Linked DNA regions of Homo sapiens: region 1 is linked to region 2. Evidence: chromatin loops called from intact Hi-C (ENCODE). Cell type or tissue: PC-3. All regions are shown on one strand.

What was found. Hi-C counts contacts between places; a loop is a spot of excess contacts. Peaks named below come from ENCODE experiments on the same cell type or tissue, not always from the same donor. Only the 100,000 strongest peaks of a DNase experiment are listed, where the experiment ranks them.
Region 1: it touches region 2 in a loop (5-fold over the local background); 3 of 110 quality-filtered maps call a loop at or near these places.

What each region holds. Positions count from the first base shown.
Region 1 is chr5:39,444,674-39,452,673 of GRCh38, reverse strand. No RefSeq gene overlaps it. Among named protein-coding and RNA genes, the nearest start is that of DAB2, 24 kb to the right of the region's middle. In PC-3, no CTCF peak of the experiment used is centred here; DNase peaks (open chromatin) are centred at 4,423 and 5,453; H3K27ac peaks cover 3,094 bases.
Region 2 is chr5:39,508,653-39,516,652 of GRCh38, reverse strand. No RefSeq gene overlaps it. Among named protein-coding and RNA genes, the nearest start is that of LINC02104, 7.8 kb to the left of the region's middle. In PC-3, no CTCF peak of the experiment used is centred here; a DNase peak (open chromatin) is centred at 3,212; H3K27ac peaks cover 495 bases.

The DNA of each region.
Region 1 (8,000 bases), 64 kb after region 2:
TTTGGGAAAGTTTTTCATTTAGACAACTGACACACTTCAAAAGATTGTTGAATATATTAAATTTACAAAATTAGTTTTTAAATGTATGAAGGAATTTACTTAATAAGTGCATAAATATTATTACACACATTCAAAGTTCTCCTAAATGTGGTTACTAAAATTCTTTAGATTTACAAATAGAATAATAAGATCAGGAAGCTGCATTTAAAAATTGTGAGAAGCCGGTGAAACTGCGTCTCTACTAAAAACACAAAAAATTAGCTGGGCGTGGTGGTAGGCTCCTGTTTGTTGTCTCAGCTGCTCAGGAGGCTGAGGCAGAAGAATCACTCGAACCCGGGAGGCGGAGCTTGCAGTGAGCCGATATTGCACCACTGCACTCCAGCCTGGGCGACAGAGCAAGACTCCGTCTCAAAAAAAAAAAAAAAAAAAATGTTGTGAGAAGCAGTTTTTGGATTTTTAACTTTAATAAATTGATTGCTAAATTTTTAAGCAAAAGTGAGCCTTTGAATAGTCTGTTTTGTATACAAAAGTCACTTTGAGAACAAAAATATTCACATTTAATAACTGACACTTGCACTATCCTCCTCATATCAACTCAATAGGACTAAGAAATACATTTTTAAAATAAGCTCCTACATATAAATAAGAGCAATCTATTAGAAAAATTGGCTACTTTGTATAAAAATAAAATAGAAATAACCAAACAATATGAAGTTATATTTCACTCATAGTTTAGAAAATTATAAAAATCAAAAGTATTATCCCACACAGTGTCAGCCAATGAGAGTGCAAAGATGCAGGCTCATATGAAGATAAGAATGCAAAATATATATGCAAGTTTTAAAATGCATATATTCTTGAACTTGATACTTCCACTTCTGGAAATTTATCATATTTGTATCATATGCACATATTTGAATGTGTTCACGAAGGCACTTATCCAAGAATGTCCACTGCAGCACTGTTTATATGAAAAAAAGAAAGAAACTGGAAACAGTCTAAATGACTATATCCATAGAGGATGGGTTAGAAAGAAAACTATTAAATCCATGCAATGGCTTACTACACAACCATTAGAAAGAACAAAGTAGTTCATTGTGTTATGACATAAAAAAGCTTCTACTACGTTCATTGAAAAAGTAATAATAAAGCCAAGTACAGAGCAGTTTTATGACATAATTCCAAAGTACACTGGAAAGAAAATAAATAATGTATGTGTGTGTGTGTGTGTGTGCATGCATATGCATAGAACATTTCTGGAAGAATATAAATACACAGATGACTCCTAAAGGTGGCTAACTGTAAGGAAGGTATATTAGTTTGCTGGGGCAAACTAATAACAAAAGATGACAAACTGGCTGGCTTAAAACAACAGAAATTTATCCCCTCAGAGTACTGGAATCTAGAAGTGAGAAATGAAGTTATTGGCCAGCTTGGGTTCTTCCGAGGTCTGGGAGGGAGAATCTGCCCCATGCCTCTCTTCTAACTTCCGGGAATAGCTGGCAGTTCTTGGTGCTCCTTGGCTTGTAGATGCATCGCTCCTATCTCTTCCTCTACCTTACAACAATCATATTGAATTAGGAGCTCACCCTACTCCAGAATGACTTCATCTTAACTAATGATAGTTGCAGCCACTCTATTTCAAATACAGTGATGTTCTGAGGTACCTGGGGTTACAACTTCAACATATCTTTTTTTGAGGGACAAAATTCAACTCATAACAAAAAAAAATGGCCATTCTAGGCTTGGATAAAAGCCTAAAAATCAGTTAATAAAAAAAGATTACTATTAAAGTAATCTCAGCATGATTAAGTGTTATTTATGGTCCTGATCCCATCTAATACAAACATTTAGAGAACAAATACCATGCTATATAAACTGATTGTCCAAAATTCAACATTTGGCATTCAATTAATTTTAATGATGTTTCTCTCCCTCATACAGAAGACTTCTTTCTGGTTCAATATTTAGATGTTATACAACATCTAAAATTAAAACCCAATTTCCCTCAGACGATATTTTAATTGCATGGAATCCCATAGTTGGAAGGGCCCTTAGAGACTTTTTAGTGTATACCGTCAACATTTTGTCAGTATTTCCAACAAGAGGCCCAGACTCTACTTGAACACCCCTAGGAATGAAAAATCCCTGCTCCCTGAAGCAGGATCATCCTGATGGTTCGAAAGCAAACATTCAGTCAAATTATGTCCCCCTACAATTTTCACTAATTTGTCTTTGGTCAACCATCTGAGCCTTTCAAGACCACATATGTATTACATATATTATATATGTGTATATTATGTATACATAAAAATAAACAAATAAACAATACATATATTTATATAACTTATATAAACATACTGTATATATATTTTTGATATGACAGCCACTGAAACATTTGGGGACACCTTTTGAGTTCTATGTTTTAGCTGAGTGGCAATTATAACCCAACTTCTTGTTAGAGGTAAATATCAAAAATAAAAAATTACAGACTTAAGATTTTAATAAGAAAATACCCAGTATAAATGTAAGTTCTGCAACTTTGCTTTGAAGACTTGTCTTATTTCCAGAACGTAATAATTTCAGAAAGAGATACATTCTTCTGAGAAGAATGTTTAAGAGTTATTTCACGTATGTAAGGAAGAACGGAAAGCCTTGTAAATAATAGGGGAAATTTTGTGGGAAATTCGCCCAAGAAATCTTTTAGAAAACTTAAGTGCTCAAGGCAGCTTGAACAAAGGCATAGATTCTGTGTGTGAAAGGGTTCCATAAAGTTGTGACAAATTGTTCCATTCACAGTTACCCTGCCGGATTTTGTCACACAGTATGCGAGACATTAATAAATATATGTCAGCCTATTATTCCTTCACAAAACACTCCCTTCACCCAAGTAAATAGGCTTGTTTGAGGCTACAATGGCCATCTTTGTCTAAGAAACATTCATTCAATTTGTAGATACATGTTGTTTGCTTGAAGCACCAGTTCACACAAAACTCTTTATACCTGGGAAAAAACAACAGTGATTCCTTATCAGAAATGTGATACATCTCTAGAACTGTTGGAAGTGTTGCTGGAAAGTACAGTCATGAGTTGCTTGGTCTTTCAGCAGCTTTCAGAAAATCAAACTGACTGTACACTGTCTTATAAAGATGAAGTTCTAGCAGGACAAATTGAGCTCAGTATCAAGGTAATTTTGCCACCTAATAGTGAGTGAGGCGGCTCTGAAAATTAAATGTCCTTCCTGGCTCGGGGGCACACGCCTGTAATCCCAGCACTTTGGGAGGCCGAGGCAGGCAAATCACTTGAGGTCAGGAGTTCAAGACCTGCCTGACCAACATGGCAAAACCCTGTCTCTACTAAAAATACAAAAATTAGCCAGGTGTGGTGGCGGGCGCCTGTAGTCCCAGCTACTTGGGAAGCTGGGGCAGGAGAATCGCTTGAACCTGGGAGGCGGAGGTTGCAGTGAGCCGAAATTGTGCCACTGCACTCCAGCCTGGGTGACAGAAAAAAAAAGAAAGAAAATTAAAGGTCCAAATTCACTCATTTCCTTCTTCCAGACATGGGAAAAGAGAGCATTTTTTGTTACCTCTGTAGTTTAAAGAAAACATTCTAAGATAATTAAGGCCTTTGTGATGGTTTATATTAAGCGTTAACTTGATCGGATTGAAGGATACAAAGCATTGTTTCTAGGCTTGTCTGTGAGGGTGTTGCTAGAGATTAACATTTGAATAAGTGGAATGGGAGAGGCAGATCCATCCTTAATCTGGGTGGGCACTATCCCGTTGGCTGTCAGCACAGCTAGATTAACGCAGGCAGAAGGAGGTAGAATGATGAGATTTGCTGAGTCTTCTGGCCTTCACCTTTCTCTCGTGCTGGAGGCTTCCTGCTCTCCAACATCAGACTCCAAGTTCTTAGACTTTGGACTCTTGGACTTACACTAGTGATTTGCCAGTGGCTCTCGGGCCTTCTGCCACAGACCGAAGGCTGCACCGTTGGCTTCCCTACTTTTGAGGTTTTGGGACTTGGACAGATCCACTACTGGCTTCCTCGCTCCTCAACTTGCAGACGGCCTATCGTGGGACTTCACCTCGTGATCGTGTGAGTCAATTCTCCTTAATAAACTCCCTTTCATATATATATATATATATCCCTATTTGTTTTGTCCCTCTAGTTAACCCTAATACAGCCTGAAAATAATTCACAGTGGAGGTAGAGAGAAATGCATCACTTAAAATAGAAAAATACCTTCACAGCAATATCCACAACTGGCTTGTGATTAAAAACTAATGGTTAGACGATCTGTGAGCACATTAATGATCTATCTTCCGAAAAAGCAACACTCAGTCATGGACTTCTTCCCTTGTATTTAAATAGGATTTTCTTACCAGGAAACAGGTGATTCAGTTCCTGGTGGTGAGCAGTTTATAGCCAAAGGTCAGTTTACTCAGCATTAGAGTAAGGCATTATTATCTAGCCCTTTCTGGAGTTCATGTTTAAAAAATGGTTCATGGGCCGGGCGCTGTGGCTCACGCCAGTAATCTTAACACTTTGGGAGGCCGAGGCGGGTGGATTGCCTGAGGTCAGGAGTTTAAGACCAGCCTGACCAAGATGGTGAAAATTAGCCAGGCCTGGTGGCGGGCGCCGGTAATCCCAGCCCTTTGGGAGGCAGAAGTTGCAGTGAGCGGAGATCGCGCCATTGCACTCCAGCCTGGGCGACAGAGTGAGACTTCGTCTCAAAATAAATAAATAAATAAATAAATAAATAATGGTTTGTGGATTACTTCTCCATTTTTCTTCATTTTTAGGACAATTTTTGTAGTTACTCATGGCTGTCCATAAGTTAACAAAGTCCAAGAGTAGTGAAAGCAGGGAGTTTATTTAATTAAAATCAGGATATCAATTAAATTCTATTTTTGGCTCAACCCTCTGCTCATTGACCTGTTCCATTTAGTACTGCAAAAAGTCACAGACAGAAATGCTGCTTACTTGGAGATATATACTATTAATGTGCTCACAAATTGCCAAAAGCAAATATTTTTAGCACAATTAAGACTCTAATATTACTGTAACCTGTCTTCCCTAATTTTCACTCATGGTTCAGTGGTAGGGCTTTTTTTTTTTTTTTCTCTCCTTTGGACTGAATGTTACACTATTTTTCTAAGAAATATTTTCTAAATATTGTCCCTCACTTGATTGTATCAGTCAGAGTTGGTTTGGAACTGGGTTTTGCAAAATCAGGGGTTTTACCCAACAATGGTTAATTTGGGCTTGGGTTTTGGCGTCATGACCTAAAACAATGTGGAGGGTTTCCACTTTCCAAGTTTTCTTAACTGACTGGTGATGCATCCTGAAACAAGAATCCCTGTTTTTCTTTTCAATAATTTTTCCCCTTCTGACAGGGTGGCCTGTGAAACTGAGTTAAAACATGTTATTTCAGTGCCACCGAACAATGAGTCAAACTAACCTTTTGCCTTTGCCACTTACTTTGTCATAAACGTGGGCAGGAGTATGTGGGTAAGGAGCTTTATCACTCTGCAGCCTATCTTACTAACTGGGAAAAGAAACCATGAGTTGCCTAGACTGCTCTTGTTCTCTTTCCACACAGCTCTGTTCCCAACTTTCTCTCCAAGCCAAGAAACTTTGATATCTTTCAGTTCTTACAATTCTTGCTCCTCACACCCTATGTAAGTCCAACTCAGAATTCCAATTCTGTTCTATTTCTTCACAGACATGTTATAGCTATATTTTTATGTACTATAGTTAATTGACTCAAGACTCTCTTGATGGTAAGACATATCATTATTTTCCTACCACCAAGAAAGCTGCCATTTGAAAATCTATGCATGCCATCAAATGTGTGATACATTCTTATTTAAGATATTAAAATAGAAAAAAGAGTTATCTTAGAATTGATGAACTATGTGATTTGAGGCAAAAAAGAAAATATAATACTTTAAATATTTTTACAAAGGCATTCGCAGAACCACTGACTTTCCCCCATTCTGATCTGCTGGTTATCTATAGCCCTGCCTACTTCTTCCTTCCCTTAATTTTTTCATTCCAAAAAAATACGTGATGCCTCCTACGTGCAGGCCCTGTGGTACCTGCCAGGGACAAACAGTAAATAAGAGAAAGACTTTATGCTGGGGAAGCTCCCATTTTGGGAGTAGATACAAAAATGGACTAGAGAATGACAGTAGAGTGACTGTCACTATATTAGTCACAAGTACAGAATTCTGTGGAAGCACAGTGAAAAATGACCTAACTCAGCCTTCTGGGGGTTATGAAGAGCTGTCCAGAAAGGCAATGTTTCAGCCAAGATCTCAAAGATGAACAAGTAGTGTTAGCCCTTCACAGGGACAAGGCAGGTGAGGAAACGAGGGAGGGTATCCCAGGTGAGGAAAGGAGGGAGGGTATCCCAGGTTAAGGAAACAGGAGGCAGCAAGAGAAATGTCTGGGCTGTTTTCTGACAAACACACAAGGTTCCCTAAGATTGCAGGACAGAAAGAAACAAGGTGAGCTAGAACCAGCTCAGGCATGGACTTGTGTGCCGTGCAGGATAATTCAAAATTGACTGAGGAAATTGATGACCCAGAGAGGGGCTTAAGCATACAATGAAAAGATCAGTTTAGCTTAAAATTTTTTATTTTTGCTTTGTAAGAATAAAATTAATCATGTATAATAAAAAATTCATCAAGTAAGGAAAGGCTTATTGAGGAAAACATTAATTTCTGGCTCCCGCCCCCTCATCTTCCATCTCTGAATGATAAGAAATCATCTTTAGTTCTTTCAGTTGTTTTTTTCTTGTAGTTACCTCCATACTAATTTTTAAGCTATGTTGCTGGTTCTGCTTGACATGATAAAACCCTTTAGCTTTTTCTCTGAACAGTTTAAGATCAGAAGTTCAAAGATGTACAAGTAAAGTTTCTAGTAATTAGGGCAATAAAAAAGCCAAAAGTAACACAAATACATTTTCAAAAATTAAATAAAAGATCACAAACAACTTGACAGTTTTGCAAAATATTTTCCAACTGATTCTTTTTTATTATTGTAACTTAAAATAAGAGAATCAAGGCATGCTGCTAGTTTTTAATTTACAACTTCAGATATTATCCAGTGATTTTTAAATTTTTTCTTCCTATAAAATTTAACTCATACATAACAGCATCTGCACCTCTCCACATCATCTTCTTAATATTATTAAAGCACTATTGTTGGCTACATAAATAGAGTTTATTAAAGTGTGTATAAGCGCTCCAGCAGATAAGTCATCTTATTTTCTTCTCTTCTCCTGGGCAGTTGCCACAACAGAAATACTTTGCCATACTTCTCACTTTATTCATTCCCTGGATGCCTCCATCAGAAACACCTTCATCCTTGTTCTATAGGATGTATATGGCAGTTGATGTCCAGACCTGACACTGGGATGTCATCCTAGGAATTCTCTTTGTCAGACAGCTTTTTATTCACATAATAACAGTTTAGTGGTGTATTAAGGGAGAGAAAGGATAAACGTGAGTTTAATGCCTTCTTTAACTGAATACTATATATATGTATGTATATATACACATATATGTGTATATATGTGTGTATATATGTATATATACACATACATGTGTATATGCATATATACACATACATGTGTATACATGCATGTATACACATGTATGTGTATATATGCATGTATACACATGTATGTGTATATACACACATATATGTGTATATATGTATATATGTATATATATATGTGTGTATATATGTATATATGTACATATATGTGTGTATATATATACGTATATATATACGTGTATATATACATATATATATGTATATAATTTTTTTTTGAGACAAGGTCTAGCTCTATCACCCAGGCTGGAGTAAGTACAGTGGCACAATCTCAGCTTACTGCAACCTCCTCCTCCTAGGCTCAAGTGATCCTCCCATCTCTCAACCTCCGAAGTAGCTAAGACTACAGGCCCACACCACCACACCTGGCTAAT
Region 2 (8,000 bases):
AGTTCAAGACCAGCCTGGCCAACATGGTGAAACCCTGTCTCTACTAAAAATACAAAAATTAGTCAGATGTGGTGGCACTGGCCTGTAGTCCCAGCTACTTGGGAGGCTAAGACAGGAGACTCTCCTGAACCCAAGAGTTGGAGGTGGCAGTGAGCCAAGATCGTGCCACCGTACTCCAGCCTGGGCGACAAAGCAAGACCTCATCTCAAAAAAAAATAAAATAAATTGGAGACAAACATATTTGTATTTTAAAGGATTAAAAATATACATTCTCATTTGAGGGTAGGGGGAGGGAAAGTACTTTTAAGTTGTGTTTTCTTTGGTTTAGTTTCTTAAGGCTTATGTTCAGGGTAGAAATTATTTGTGTTTGGCCTCTATTCTGATTGGTGGGAGCTCATAACATATCTTTTGTTACGTATTTAGAAAATCGCTGCTTGTATCTGATATTTCATTTTCTAAGAAAAATACCAATGGATTTTTTTTTAAACCCAGAACAGGGAATGTACCCAGTGGCCTGTCAGTGAGGGAAGAAATCATAAAATGCTTATTTAGTTAGAATTTCATGCTCAACTTCCTTCCCTGTTTTTAGAAGTAATTATGTTCGGTTATTGACGGCTGTTTAGCTTTCTAGCTGAATTGCCCAAGCTTTTAAGTCACTACCTACTCAATTATGAGAACTTTGTGATCTACCATAAGGAATGCTGCTTTCTAGTATAGTGAGCAATGACATATATATTCTCAGGAATAATTTCTATACATTTCTATAAATGAGGCACATTAGACAGCAGAAATATCAACTGTATCATTTTAGATTAAAAATGAAGAGTTTTCACAGGATTATGAAATTTCAGAATTGGAAAGTGCCATTGAAGTTTACCAGTCCAAACCATCATTACAGAAATGAAGATAAACTCAAAGCAAGCCACTTTCACATAATCACTTAGATCAAAAAGACAGGATTCTAACTAAAATTCAAATTACCTAATTTTCCTGGCTTTTGCTCTTTCTATAAATAAAAACACAGGATCACATATGTTTGCTGTGTGTGAAGAAAACTGAATTCTTATAAAGAATAAAGCTTGAAAGAAAAACAAATTAAGTCATTCATTTAATTATTATTATCTAAGTACATTTTACTAAACCTTTAGCCAAGACCAAATAATCCTTATTGATCCACGCTTCCAACAACATGGGCTTCATTTTCAATGCATTTTCATATTTTAGTAGTCCTAAAATATGAAAAATAAAGACTAAATGTGTATGCTTACTTTGCAAAGGGGTTTGGAATAAATATTTAGAGGAGTTTGGAGCAAAGATTTAGAGGGGGTTGGAGTAAATATGAGTGCAGATCTCAGTTCTCAGGTCGTAATTGTAGCAGATTCACCTATTTTAAACCTGTGAAAGGCTATGGCAATTACCTACTGAAGTCTTCCATGGGGTTACAGCGCAAGGGCTTTATATCAGGATGGAGTGCTTGCTTCACCATTTACCAATTTTGTGTCTCTGTTCAAGTGACTTAAACTCATTGAGCCTCAATTTCCTCATCTGTAATAGAGAGTCATAATAGTATCTTCCTCAAAGGATTGTTGGGAGGATTAATTGAGATAATTTGGGGCACAGAATAAGCACTAAGGAAGTATTAACTGCTTTCATAATTATTGGAATTCATAGTGTGTATCAGTGAAGTAATCTTGTAAAAGGTGTTTGAGATTAAAAACACAAATAAGTCAAAGACGCTTTCAGGTAAATTCATGAGTTTTTGAAGGGATTTCAAAACTAGGACCCTACTTTTTTTTTTTTTTTTTTTTTTTTTTGCCAAACTGTGAAATGGATTTTTGAAATACAATAGGGCTAATGGGGCTAATGGTAGCGATGTAATTACCCAGGGTAATTTTATTGTGGGGCCTACGGTATCCAGCGTTTAATAGTGGATCTAAATGACACAGAAATTCAAGGTGTTCCATATCAGTCATGAACATCTACAGTGAGATGTTAGACTTTGTCGATATCTCAAAAGTGGAGTAGACAATAGACATTAATGTTTGGAACAGGTATACACACATTAAGGTGTCAAACATAGGGGAAGAGAGGAAGACAATGAATATTCATCAAATGCTTTCTATGAGCTAAGCTTTGTTGGAGTCACGTGGACATTATAGCATTTATTCTCCCAATACCCTTTGAAGAGGCTTGAGCTTCTAACCTGGTTCTATATCCAGTGAGGGCATCCAGGCATGAGAAGTAAGATAGCATTCATGAGTTTGGTCAAGTAAATCCAAAGAAAGGTTTGTGAGTGACTTTTATTTATTTATTTATTCTGAGACAAGTGGCAAACCAAAGGGCTTGCAAAGTTTCTAACTGGATGATAGCGTTGTTTCTTGGACCTGGGATTAAAGTTTTTTACCCTTCCTTCAAATGCAGCATCAGAGATGAAGCCTGGGGCTAGAAAAAGTGTCTTGCCCATAAAGGGAGGATTGAAATATAAATATGTGTTGTCCTAACTGCTGACATAACCATCACTGTTTCACATCTTTCCAACCTAGAACTTTCTTTTGTCTTCCCTGGCCACCAGGAATTGCTGTTCCCTAACATTGATTTTGGTGAGTTTTCCCTTTTCAAACCCAAGTTTTCATCTCTAGAAATACAACATGTCAAATTAGCCACTGACAAGCTTCAAACACAGCTCATTGGCTAAACAGTGGTTATTATTTATAGGCAAAATAATCAAACTCTAGCTCTGCTCCAGTGAAGAAGAATGAAGATGGGTTTAAAGGTCACAAAAGTTACAGGGAATTAACATTTAATGGCTCCTCACCATGTGGTCAGGGGAAATCTGAAGGTGAAGGTCTAAGCTATTATCACATTTCAAGAACCAGCACAACCAAGATATAATCAATCTAGTGGCTCTCCATTCTAAATGAATGTTAAACAGAAATAGTTCTATTACTATACCAACAGGATAATTAGAACACTAGCCAGTATTTATTGAGCACTTAACATAGGCCAGCCCTGTATTGGCACTTTATATTTGATTCTCTTATGAGTCTATGAAGTAGGTATTATCATTTCTGTTTGCAGTAAGGAGGCTGAAGCTTAAAGATGATGTTATATAACTTCTGCAAGTTCACATAGCGGCAGTGTGGGTCATAAAGGCCAACTGGAACTGAGGGTGGGACTTGGGCATAACTTATCAGTGGATCTAATTCCCTCTTTATGAGTCAGATATTTAAACTTCTGCAAAAGGCCTATTGTTCCAGCAGCTGGGACAACACACACTTATATTTCTATCTTCCTTTTGTGTTCTAGGGAACTCAAAATAGGGAGGTAGATTGTATAGCACACAGTATAAAAAACTAGTATTTTATAGTGAACATAAACTTTATGATACAGCTGAGTCAGACTTAATTCCCCCTCAACCCGATAAAATGCCTCTGCCTCAAACATTCTAATTCACCTTGAAAACATCAGTGCTTATGAATCCTTCAACCATGAATTTACCTGAAACCTTCCTCAACTTATTTGTATTTTCAGTCTCAGCCATCTATTGGAAGATTACACATGATACAAATTCCAATGATAAAAAAAGTAATCAATACTTCTTTAGTGCTTATTCTGTGCCCAGAATTACCTCAATTAATCCTCACAACAATCTTGAGAGGAAGGTACTATTAGTACTCTCTATTAGAGATGAGGAAATTGAGGTTTAGTGAAGTTAAGTCGCTTGACCAAGGACACAAAATTAGTAAATGGTGAAGCTGGGTCTCAGTCTACCTCTGAGTCCACAAGGCACACTCTAAACCCTGATACTTAAAGTGTGGTCTGTGGACCAGTAGCATGGCATCATCTGAGAACTTGTTAGAAATGCACAATCCTAGGACTCACATAGACAAACTAAATGCAAATTTGTATTTTAACAAGATCTGCAGGTGCTGAGGATACACATTGAAGTGTATCCTTGACTGGGGGTAGGGTGACCAGTTGTCCCAGATCACTGAGGACTGAGGGTTGTTTGGGATATGGGACTTTCAGTGTGAAAACCAGACAAGTACTGGGCAGGACTACTGTGCTGTGCTCTCTCTGCAGGGGTCAGTGAGTATTTTTTGCTTTCAGTTAGCGCATCCTATGCTCTGTTTCAACCTGCCTCACAGTTACAGAAGTTTGTTGGATGTATCTTCAGAGATACTGTGGATGGGAACCACCACTGACAAAAGATGAATTCTAAGCTCCCAATTCCGTGGGAGTGAACAATGTCTATATCTGGGTTTCTAATACTTGGTGTTGGACCTAAGCTATGATAGGGAGGATGTGTTTTCCCTTTCACAGATCTTCCTAACTCCATTATAATCCCAAATCAACACATGATAATTGCAAATAAGAGCATTCCTGCTCAGTGTCTTATGGGTTTATTTATTCAGTTCTTGGGTTGGTTTTTTTAAAGTTTCAGTAAAATCCAGATATGTAGAAAAAAGAACCCTCATTATTTTCATATTATTTCCGTAAGGAAAAATTTAATCCATATGTTTATAATTCATTCAAACGTCATCATGTTATTGCTTTTTCAAAACTATTAAGCCTTAAGCCATTGCTACTGATTTCTTCTCATGAAATAGAATTTGGAGATTTTGTAACCTAAATCATAGTCCAAAAGAGGGAGCTTATCTTCAGCAAAGATAGCCTATGGGTTCTTCATGTGAGTTTTAGAATGCTTCTTTGTCCTATGGGGGAAAAATTTGTCTATTTTACACAACTCTATTTACATATAGAAAAATACAAAACATTTTAGTATATGGAACAAGATCATTTTCCTATTTGGCTTTAATTTACTTTGTGGGGAATGAGAAGGTCTTGGAATTGCTCTCAGATGTTAATGTCCTGTGAGAGACCACTAAAACTTTCAGTGGCCAAGACTAAATCTCCCTGTCAATTTCATTATTTCTCCTCTGAAATTTTGAACCATTGCTTACACTCCTATTTGGCACTAGCTCTACCTATATTTCATTGCTATTTATTCTGAGGCCTTTATCGTGCCTCTCAACCCCACTAAGAAATTTTAATAACAGCACTGTCCTTTATTCATCTATTCAGCAAACATTTACTGAACTCCAGCAATGTGTTAGGTCTTGCATGGAGTAGAATTGAAATGTCATTGGTACCTTAAGTAGCTATTAATCTGTTAGATAAAACTCAGAAAAATAAGCACACTATAGTATAGATCAGGTTAAGTGTCATTACAGATATGCATTAAAAGAATGTGGAAATTCAAAAGTCCCACAGAGTTCTTCTTACTGGAAGGATCATGGAAGAATATTAGGAAAAGGATCATATTTTGAATTTGTCTTCTACAGAGATCTACAGAGAGGCAAGCCACATACAAAAAGTCCCAGGGCAGGAAAAGAATAAGACATGCAATAAGTATAAAACATGTCCAATGTGGCTGGAGTGTATGAAGAAGAACTAGGAGAGATGAGGTTTTAAAGGAATTATTTTCTTTTTTTAAATTATACTTTAAGTTCTGGGGTACATGTGCAAAATGTGCAGTTTTGTTACATAGGTATACATGTGCCATGGTGGTTTGCTGCACCCATCAACCTGTCACCCACATTAGGTATTTCCCCTAATGCTATCCCTCCCCTGGTCCTCCACCCCCGTCAGGCCCCGGTGTGTGATGTTCCCCTCCCTGTGTCCATGTGTTCTCGAGATTTTAAAGGAATTTGTAACCTGATCATGTGGGTTAGGATGTAATTCAGACAGGAGATCATTGAAGGTTTCTGAACAAGGAATTGTCATAGTGTGGCAAAACTGTTCATCTAGCAGAAATAACCAGGAAGGGCTGAAGCAGGAAGATAAACTGACCGTGCAAAACTTATTTGAAGACCATTAAAATAGACCCAGGAGAAGCAATGAAACCTGCATTAGAATCTTTTTCTCTCACCTTTCATCGTTGGCCTTTCCTTTTCTCAGACACATTTGCCTGTGATTCATCCATCTGACCTACAGTACCTTTGAAGGAATCATGTTTGATTTTTGCTTTTCTTTCACAAAGAGTCTTCAAATGATTTGTCAGGAAGTACACAATAGGGTACGTAATATGGTTTGGCTGTGTCCCCACCCAAGCCTTGTCTTGAATTGTAGCTCCCATAATCCCCATGTGTCATGGGAGGGACCCACTGGGACATAATTGAATTATGAGGGTGGGTTTTTCTCATGCTGTTCTCATGATAGTGTATAAGTCTCACAAGATCTGGTGGTTTTATAAAAAGCAGTTCCCCTGCCCACGCCCTCTTGCCTGCCACCATGTAAGATATGACATTTCTCCTCCTTTGCCTTCTGCCATGATTTTGAGGCCTCCCCAGCCATGTGGAACTCTGAGTCCATTAAACCTCTTTCCTTTGTAAATTACCCAGTCTCAGGTATGTCTTTATTAGCAGCATGAGAACAGACTAATACAGTAGGTTTAATAGAACACACAGAAAGTATTGTTTTGAAAACTATCATTTTAAAAAAAATTAGCAACTTTCCTTTATAAAGGACATATCACACCACATGTGGTGTCTGTGTGCTCTCTTTCATTCTCAAAACAGTCCCATGAGAAAAGTATTATTATTTCCATTTTACTGATGTGCAAACTGTAGCTTAAATAGGCTCATTTCATGCATTCTCTAAGGATATTATGCGAATGTTGTTTTCTGCAGGAAGAATCCAGAATTCTCTCATTCTGAAAGAGTTTATAACCTTTCTCTATTCTTAGTTCTAGTTTTTAGTCAGAATGAAGTAATAATCTTTTGGTGTCCATTAATCTGGAGGAAACCCCAACTAGAAGAGCTGTGAAGGAAAAACAAGGAGCCAAGATTGGGTTGGCAACCTTAGGGCATAAGGTTCCAGGTGACAGTGGATGGAAATGGGGCAGAAAATTGGAACGGTTGATGACATTGTCCATATTTCATTTAAATTACTCCTTATAATGCAATTGCAGATGTTGTAGGAACATAAAGATATTGCATCTGAGGCCTTTAAAGCAAGTGTTCTCAACTGAATAAAATTCATTTGACTAAATGGGAGAACTGAGGTAAAGTACAACATGCTCAGTATAGACAAATAATCTTTGAGCTTCTGTTGTCACCTGTTCCTGCCATCAAGCCTCCCTTAGAATGGCCACCACTGTGAGTCCAGCAGCCAGCAGGTTTCTGAACTGCATGCAAAATCAAGAAAACAAAATATTCCTTCTTTTTGAACTGACTATAGCCATGGAGTACGCTGTGAAACCAGATCAGTTTGAATAATGAAAGCATGAAATCACTCCCCATTTTTCACAGGAAAGACTGGAATATTTAATAGAAACCAGGCAGGAGCTGGATATATGAATCCATTTCATCAAAATGTGCCTTTAACTAGAACTTTGTTGGAAAGAATTGTGGATTCTTCTTGGAGGCTCTAAATATTCCTGTGGCATCCTCAAAAATAGAGGAAGGCTAAAGATTAGTGCCCAGTGAGGTCGAAGAGCCCGTTAACCTTTTGCTCATGGCTAGACTCTATTCCAGGGTTTTTTCTCCTGCTATAGTCTCTAACTCACACACACTACATTCCAGTTGTATGTATGAAGATGATACCACATTTCAAAAAGTCTCTTTTCTTAGAGGTGGACTAATTACATAATATGGTGCAATAAACTGCCATATTCATCATGGTTTTCCACTTCACAGAACTGGAAGCCAAGCAACAGAGGAAAAGCTTCCTTAAGTTTTTAATGGGGTGGAAAATTTTGACTGTAGAGAAAATCTGACTATAAACAATTTATTCAGTATCCATCCATCCATTTTTTTTTCCCACAAATAGGTGTTACATACATGGCAGTCTGCAAAATGCTATGGGGAAACTTTTCAAAAGTAATTATTTATAATTAAAAAGAACACTTATATGACACATTCAAAAAAATGTGAACAATACTTTTGGATATCAAAACAGAAATGACCTAAACCATGAAAATCCAATCCTAGGTTGGG